2 separate regions of the Homo sapiens genome follow, and region 2 is linked to region 1. Evidence: read pairs that join two places in POLR2A ChIA-PET (ENCODE). Cell type or tissue: CD4-positive, alpha-beta T cell. All regions are shown on one strand. Each heading gives the region's core, and the rest is flanking DNA. Links, peaks and the distances in the headings are about the cores only. Region 1 has its middle 8.1 kb from the start of NCAPG2. Region 2 has its middle 13 kb from the start of DYNC2I1.

Region 1 (4,390 bases), core at 147-4,146:
TATTTATTTTTGTATTTTTAGTAGAGACGGGGTTTCACCCTGTTCACCAGGATGGGCTCAATCTCCTGACCTCGTGATCCGCCCGCCTCGGCCTCCCAAAGTGCCGGGATTACAGGCATGAGCCACTGTACCTGGCCTGTTTTAATTATATCTTGAATAAGATACACATAGCTGGAATATGTTATGTTATCCGATTTAATCTCTTTTTAAAATTAAGAATTTAACCTTTCTACATTAGTTATGAATAGTGGCATATTTACACTTATTTCTATGATCTTACTTGAGGTTTTATTTTTACCTTTTCTTTTGCTTCCTTGCTCTTCTTTCCTACCTTTGGATTGATAGAGTTTTATATATTTTTTCCTTTGCTGTTTGGAAGCTGTAGGTGATATTATTTGATTGGTTAAACTCTTTCGGTATCTGTCTTTCTAAACACAAAGGACCGTAGATACTACAACTCAGTGTGTGCTCTTCCAGAGTTTTAGTTCCAATATTTTTCCTTTTTTTTTTTTTTTTTTTTTTGAGATGGAGTCTCTCTCTGTCACCCAGGCTGGAGTGCAGTGGCGCAATCTCAGCTCACTGCAAACTCCGCCTCCCGGGTTTACGCCGTCCTCCTGTCTCAGCCTCCTGAGTAGCTGAGATTACAGGCGTCTGTCACCACACCTGGCTAATTTTTTGTATTTTTAGTAGAGACAGGGTTTCACCGTGTTAGCCAGGATGGTCTCGATCTCCTGACCTCGTGATCCACCCACCTTGGCCTCCCAAAGTGCTGGGATTACAGGCGTGAGCTACTGCGCCCGGCCAGTTCCAATCTTTTTCAATGCAAAAAAGTCATTATCACTTTATAGTGATTGTTAATAACATCTAAGGGTGCAGATGGGCAATTTCTGTGCTTGTTTTTATTTCCTGGATTCCATAGCTTTCCTTGAGTTGACTTTTCTTCTTTAATAATTCTTTATGGAGAGTCTCTGGGTACTGATTCCCTTGGTCTTTTAAGGACTGAAAATGTCTTTATTTGCCCTTTTCCTTGAATAATTAGTTGGCTGGTTTTAAAATTCTGAGTTGGCAGTTACTTTTCTCCAGCACTTGCCTTCTGGTATTTACTGTTGATGATTATTGTTTGTAATAATCTTCACATCCAATAATTATTAAATCATTCACATCTCTTTAAGCAATCTGTCTTTTCTGTCTGAAAGGTTTTAGGCCTTTAAAAATAGCTTGATGTTCTACAATTCCATTGTAACTTACATAGGTATGGATTTATCTTAATTAATTCTTTTCATTGCTTAGTGTGTACTATCAATCTTTTTTTTTCTTTTTTTTTGAGATGGAGTCTCACTCTGTCGCCAGGCTGGAGTGCAGTAGCACGATCTCACTGCAACCCGTCTCCCAGGTTCAAGCTATTCTCCTGCCTCAGCCTCCCAAGTAGCTGGGACTACAGGCGTGCACCACCATGCCTACTTTTTTTTTTGTATTTTAGTAGAGACGGGGTTTCACCATGTTGACCAGGATGGTCTCGATCTCCTGACCTTGTGATCTGCCCGCCTTGGCCTCCCAAAGTGCTGGGATTACAGGCATGAGCCACCGCACCCGGCCTTTTTTTTTTTTTTTTTAATTGAGACAGAGTTTTGCTCTTGTTGCCCAGCCTGGAGTGCAATGGTGCGATCTCCGCTAACTGCAACCCCTGCCTCCCAGGTTCAAGCAATTCTCCTGCCTCAGCCTCCCAAGTAGTTGGGATTACACGCACATGCCACTGCACTAGGCTCATTTTTTGTATTTTTAGTAGAGATGGGGTTTCACCGTGTTGGCCAGGCTGGTCTTGAACTCCTGGCCTCAAGTGATCCACTCGCCTTGGCCTCCCAAAGTGCTGGGATTACAGGTGTGAGCCACCACGCCTGGCCCCCTTCAGGCATTTTAAAGATTGACATTCTAGTCCATTGGCCTGGGTAGTCTTGGGCATGCAGTGGCTGTGAAGACCCCTGCCTGCTGTGAGGTGGAGGCAGCAGCCAGAACTCACTCCTCAGTGCGGCATCCGAGGAAGGACTTTCCTGGCTGGGAGTCATGCCTGTCACCCGTGGCTGCCTGGCTGGGTCCCTCCCGCCAGCACCTACGTGGGCCCATTGCCCCCAGGGATTTCTCAGAGACACGTCACACTCGTTCTTAAAATACTTCAGAGAGGGCCAGGCGCAGTGGCTCATGCCTGTAATTCCAGCACTTTGGGAGGCCGAGGCGGGTGGATCACGAGGTCAGGAGATCGAGACCATCCTGGCTAACATGATGAAATCCCGTCTCTACTAAAAATACAACAACAACAAAAAATTAGCTGGGCATGGCAGCGGGCGCCTGTAGTCCCAGCTACTCGGGAAGCTGAGGTAGGAGAATGGCGAGAACCCGGGAGGCAGAACTTGCAGTGAGCCGAGATTGCGGCACTGCACTCCAGCCTGGGCGACAGAGCGAGACTCCGTCTCAAAAAAAAAAAAAAAAAAAAAAAAAACTTCAGAGAGATTCCACCACCCATTGAATAAACCCCAACTTCCTGGTGTGAACCCCGGCGACAGTTCCTGTTTCCAGCTTGTTTCACCCCTTGCCAGTCTATGCTGGCAATGCCCGTGTTTGCCTGGCACTCACATGCCGCCCTCTGCCTGGCAGGCCCCTCTCCCTTCCAGCTTCAAGCCCCCGGCAGCATTCAAACCTACACTCTGGCTACACAATGGAATCACTCTGTCCAGCCCACCGCCAGCGATTCTGACTTAATTGGTCTGGGGTAGGGCTAGGTTTTTTGGTTTTAAGAACTCGGCGATTTTAAGTTGTGTTCAGGATTGACAGTGAGTGTTCTCGAGTCTGTTTAGATACCACGACCCTTAGGAAGCCTTTATAACATCTTTCTGCCCTGTGGCACCACCCAGGACTCTGGCTCACGTTGTCCCTGAGGCCAGACCCATGGATATGGGCTTGACTGTGCCTGGTGCCACCAGCACTGCATCCCCTTCCCCTCAGCTCACCAGATCCGAATCCCCACCTTGGCTCCTCTCTATTCATACTCTTGCTGGTAAATTTTTATTTATTTATTTTTAGTAAATTAATTTCTTTTTGAGATGGAGTTTTGCTCCGTTGCCCAGGCTGGAGTGTGATGGCGTGATCTCGGCTCACTGCAACCTCTGCCTCCCAGGTTCAAGTGATTCTCCCGCCTCAGCCTCCCGAGTAGCTGGGATTACAGGTGCCCACCACCACACCCAGCTAATTTTTGTATTTTAGTAGAGACAGTGTTTTGCCATGTTGGCCAGGCTGGTCTCGAACTGCTGACCTCAGGTGATCCACCCACAGGCCTGAGCCACCATGACCAGTCATAAATTTTTTTTTGAGAGGGAGTCTCGCACTGTCGCCCAGGCTGGAGTGCAGTGGTGCGATCTCGGCTCACTGCAACCTCCGCCTCCCGGGTTCATGCCATTCTCCTGCCTCAGCCTCCTGAGTAGCTGGGACTACAGCCTCCCGCCACCACGCCTGGCTAATTTTTTTGTATTTTTAGTAGAGACGGGGTTTTGCCAGGATGGTCTCGATCTCCTGACCTCGTAATCCGCCTGCCTCAGCCTCCCAAAGTGCTGGGTTTACAGGCATGAGCCACCGCGCCCGGCCGTGAATTTTTTTTTTTTTTTTTTTTTTTTTGAGACGGAGTCTTGCTCTGTCGCCCAGGCTGGAGTGCATTGGCGCAATCTCGGCTCACTGCAAGCTCCGCCTCCCGGGTTCACGCCATTCTCCTGCCTCAGCCTCCCGAGTAGCTGGGACTACAGGTGCCCGCCACCACACCCGGCTAATTTTTTTGTATTTTTAGTAGAGACGGGGTTTCACCATGTTAGCCAGGATGGTCTCGATCTCCTGACCTCGTAATCCGCCTGCCTCAGCCTCCCAAAGTGCTGGGTTTACAGGCATGAGCCACCGCGCCCAGCCGTGAATTTTTAATAACAGCTTTATTGAGATACAGTTTTATACCATAAAATTTACCCTTTTAAGCATACAACTGTGTGGCCTTAGTAAACCCACAAGGTTGTGCAACCATCACCACTATCTAATTTTAGATAATTTTCGTCACCCCAAAACCACAGCCATTAGTAGTCACTCCCCACGCCCTCTCCTCAGTCTCTGGCAACACCTAATCTGCTTCCTGCCTCTGTGGATTTTACAGTCATGTGGACCTTCCATATAAATGGAGTCCTACAATCCGTGACCTCCGTGTCTGGCTTCTCTCACTGAGCATGATGTTTCAAGGGTCATCTGCACTGTAGGGGTGTCAGAGCCTCATTCCTTCTACAGCTGAGTCATATTCTATTGTGGGAAAAGACCACACTGTGTTTCTCCATTTGTCTGTTGATGGACACTTGGGTTGTGTCCACTT
Region 2 (4,390 bases), core at 237-4,236, 130 kb before region 1:
CATTTGGGCTATTTAATTTATGAGTACTCTTTACCTTTAAACCAATTTGGTATCTTGTGGCCAAAAATACACAACACACTCACCATACAAAAAAAAATCCTATAGCTTTTACTTCAGAACTCTAGCCATGAGATATTAATACAAACTTACTGGTTTGTAAAACAACAACAACAATAAACCAGTTGGATCCAAACAGTGATTTTTATCTCAGAAGAAAAGTAACAGCAGATTTAAAGCAAGCAGAAAAGAAAATAGAGAAAGAGAGAATTATTCATGTTAACTTTGGAATGCCCTTGGCCAAGAGGAGAGGTCCATCTAGATGGTTGGGGGGCCCTAGAATTTTATTTTTGGTTTACACAAGCTGATCTTCCCAGGTGCAGAACAAAGATAGAACGAGAGCAATTAGACTGGGCACAGTGGCTCACGCCTGCAATCCCAACACTTTGAGAGACTGAGGCAGGTGGATCACCTGAGGTCGGGAGTTCGAGACCAGCCTGACCAACATGGAGAAACCCCATCTCCACTAAAAATACAAAATTAGCTGGGTGTGGTGGTGCATGCCTGTAATCCCAGCTACTCGAGAGGCTGAGGCAGGAGAATCGCTTGAACCTGGAGGTGGAGGTTGTGGTGAGCCAAGATTGCACCATTGCACTCCAGCCTGGGCAACAAGAGCGAAACTCCATCTCAAAAAAAAAGAAAAAAAATGAGAGCAATTTTTCCTCCACCTCCCCAGAGAGGATTGCATAATTGATTCTTCCTTTACTCCATTTTTTCTTAAAACTTTCACTTTATCTTGTGTAAAATGTAGATTTACTAGCACTAAATGAAGTCTCACAAGAACGTGACCATTTTCCTTATCACCCACCCACCCCAATTCCCACGCGCTCTCCCCCTTTAAGGAAATGAGTAAACATGAGACCTCCTGAAAACCTCCTCAGGGTCAGTAGTGACATCTGCACCGATGACCCACGTTTTTCCCAAAGGTGCCCTCCAGGTCTGGCTTAGTAAACCAGACTGAGATTCTTGCATTTTGGTTAACGAACACAAGAGAGGAGAGGAAAGAAACGTTAAGACAAGTATTCCATATCTCAAATGTATTTCCCTTTGTGAAAGGAAAATCTCAGGACCCCAAACTCACTTGGGAACTGAGTCAGGCGAAAACTTCCTGCAAGGTGAAAGAAAAACGAGAGAGAGAGGAGAGAGACTGCCTTCCTTTTGTTCCCAAACCGATGGCTGTAATTCACATGCTTACTTTATTTCATGCAAAATATAGATCCATTGAGCTGGAGAAGAATGCATGATTGACTTTCCTGCAATTCCTTTCTTTCCACATGTAAAGTAGATTCACACTCACCGGTGCCTCACAGGAATGTAACCACTGCCTCACTGCCTACCCTCTCTCCTTTTTCCTTCCTTTTTTCTTCCCCTCCTGCTTGCACATTCCCCTTTAAATATTAAAGTTCCCAAAACCCTCTTTGGAAAAAGCACAGGACACAGATCCTACTGTAACTTGTGTCTCTTTTTCCCTGGCTTGTCTTCAACCTCAGCAAAATAAATCCCTAAATCTACTGAGATATGCCTCTGTCACGTTTTAGTTTGTAATTTACAGCTTAAACATAAAAGCCAATCTTGGCTGGGCACGGTGGCTCAGCCTATAATCCCAGTACTTTGGGAGGCTGAGGTGGGCAGATCACTTGAGGTCAGGAGTTTGTGACCAGCCTGACCAACATAGCAAAACCTCATCTCTACAAAAAATACAAAAATGAGGCTGGGTGCGGTGGCTCACACCTGTAATCCTAGCACTTCAGGAGGCCAAGGTGGGCAGATCACTTGAGGTCAGGAGTTCGTGACCAGCCTGGCCAACATGGCAAAACCCCGTCTCTACTAAAAATACAAAAAAAATTAGGCGTTGTGGTGGGTGTCTGTAATCCCTGCTACTCAGGTGGCTGAGGCAGGAGAATTGCTTGAACCTGAGAGGTGGAGGTTGCAGTGAGCTGATATCATGCCACTGAACTCCAACCTGGGCAACAAGAGCGAAACTCCATCTCGAAAAACAAAAAAAAACTGGCCGGGCATGGTGGCACACACCTCTAGTCCCAGCTACCCAGGAGTTTGAGGTGGGAGAATCACTTGAACCCGGGAGGTGGACGCTGCAGTAAGCTGAGATTGTGCCACTGCACTCCAGCCTGGGCAACAGAGCAAGACTCCATCTCAAAAACAAACAAACAAAAAAAGCCAATCTTCAGCAAGGTGGAGCGGAGGTCCTGTTGATACTTAGCTGTTTATGTAATCTGCATTTGCTCCAGTATGTGGATGTTACTTAGAGAAGATTCCACTTACTGTCCTCACAGAGAGTAGAATCTCAAATCCTGTGTTAAGGAGCATCTGAGTGGACATCTACTAATACTCTGTGCTTTGATTTCATGGTCTTTCTGTAGACAGAAAATACAGATACACAACATGGTGTCTGCTTTGCAGACACTATTTTAACTCACATACTATTATGAATCAGCTTACAGTTTTATATCTTTCTACTTGCTTCAGACACAAAGGCCAATAACTCAGCTCTTTGCCTTACAGAAATTAAGAGCAGAATCAATAAACCTTTCTCATTTCCTGCATTCGGGTGTCAGACACGTCACTATGACCTTCTTCACTTCCACTCATCAGCACTTGACATGAGCGAAAAGGAAGACAGGAAAGGTGTCTGTGACAGCTATCATTTATTTAGTGACTGCTCCAAGCAAGGCACCAAACTCAGTGCGGGCCATTGGTAATTCATTTAATTATCATGCCATAAGTGTATGAGGAGACTGCAGGCCAGAAAGGCTAATTAGCTTGCCCAAGGTCACTCAGAGAAGCAGGTGGACGGACTGAGGCTAAAGCCCACCTTCCTAACCAGGTCACACTATGTCGGCTGAGGAAACGGTGACACTAGAAGAGCTGCCTACTCTTTGTTGAATGTCAGGTTGAATGTGAGGAATAAAACTGCCAGCCCCGGCTGGGCGTGGTGGCTCATGCCTGTAATGCCAGCACTTTGGGAGGCTGAGGCAGGTGGATCACAAGGTCAGGAGTTTGAAACCAGCCTGACCAATATGGTGAAACCCCATCTCTACTAAAAATACAAAAATTAGCCGGGCATGGTGGCGGGTGCCTGCAGTCCCAGCTACTCAGGAGGCTGAGGCAGGAGAATCGCTTGAATCCTGGAGGCGGAGCTTGCAGTGAGCTGGGATGGTGCCACTGCGCTCCAGCCTGGGCAAGACAGCAAGACTCCGTCTCAAAACAAACAAACAAACAAAATACCTTGCCAGCCACAGGATCTGGAAATGTCACACACGACGTGGATGCCCCAGGCCTAGCTCTTAAGATCCGCATCCTGAGCTTCCACCGGCAGTCACAAGCTCCCATCAGAGGACTTCTGAATTATACCTTAAATCTGCCCATTCTTCCCCACTCCAGCAGACAGAACCATCTAAAATGTGAACCTCACGTCAACCTCACTTCTGCGGCACTCCCTCATTGCCAAATAGAGCAACCTAGAGTTTCCCAAAGGCGCCACATCCACAGAGCTTTGCGACGCTGTCTTCTTTTTCACTGTGCTCCACCATATTTGCTGAATAAATGGATTTATGACTAGAAAAGGACCCAAAACAATTATTTTCTGAATAGCTCATTTCCCAATCAGTTACATTCTATCTTATAATATTTCTTCCATCATTTTTATTTATTCACTAGGTGACATACAGAGTTCATTTGATACCCTAGGAAGTGACAGAATGCTAGAAATAGAAAACTAAATAAAATACTATCTGGGGCCGGGCGTGGTGGCTTACGCCTGTAATCCCAGTGCTTTGGAAGGCTGAGGCAGGCGAATCACCTGAGGTCAGGAGTTTGAGACTAGCCTGACCAACACGGTGAAACCTCGTCTCTACCAAAACCACAAAAATTATCTGGGCATGGTAGCACACACCCTGTAATCCCAGCTACTCAGGAGGCTGAGTGAGGTGGGGAGAATTGCTTGAACCCGGGAGGTGGAGGTTGCAGTGAGCTGAGATTGCACCACTGCACTCCAGCCTGGGTGACAGTGCAAGACTCTGTCTAAAATATATATATATATATATATATATATATATATATATATATATATATATATATATATATATATATTTGCAGACCTACAATCTATGGTACATGGCATGTGTTTTGTGACTGGGAGTTGGGGGACAGTTGGAGATGAGGCTGAAAAGTAGGCATGATCCCATTTGTAAAGGGCCTTGAATGTTGTGATACAAAGATTAAAATTTAAAGTGTAAGTCACTGAAATGGGAAAGCATGCTGTAATTGCATGTTGCAGGATGGGCTGGTGGAGAGGGAGTGGAACCCAGGGACA

The links. ChIA-PET counts read pairs that join two places held together with the same protein. Peaks named below come from ENCODE experiments on the same cell type or tissue, not always from the same donor. Only the 100,000 strongest peaks of a DNase experiment are listed, where the experiment ranks them.
Region 2: POLR2A ChIA-PET joins it to region 1 with 5 read pairs; 11 of 35 experiments call an interaction of 5 or more read pairs at or near these places.

What each region holds. Positions count from the first base shown.
Region 1 is chr7:158,710,705-158,715,094 of GRCh38, reverse strand. No RefSeq gene overlaps it. Among named protein-coding and RNA genes, the nearest start is that of NCAPG2, 8.1 kb to the right of the region's middle. In CD4-positive, alpha-beta T cell, for the core only: no CTCF peak of the experiment used is centred there; a DNase peak (open chromatin) is centred at 2,564.
Region 2 is chr7:158,840,936-158,845,325 of GRCh38, reverse strand. It overlaps a transcript of DYNC2I1 not described here. Among named protein-coding and RNA genes, the nearest start is that of DYNC2I1, 13 kb to the left of the region's middle. In CD4-positive, alpha-beta T cell, for the core only: no CTCF peak of the experiment used is centred there; no DNase peak of the experiment used is centred there.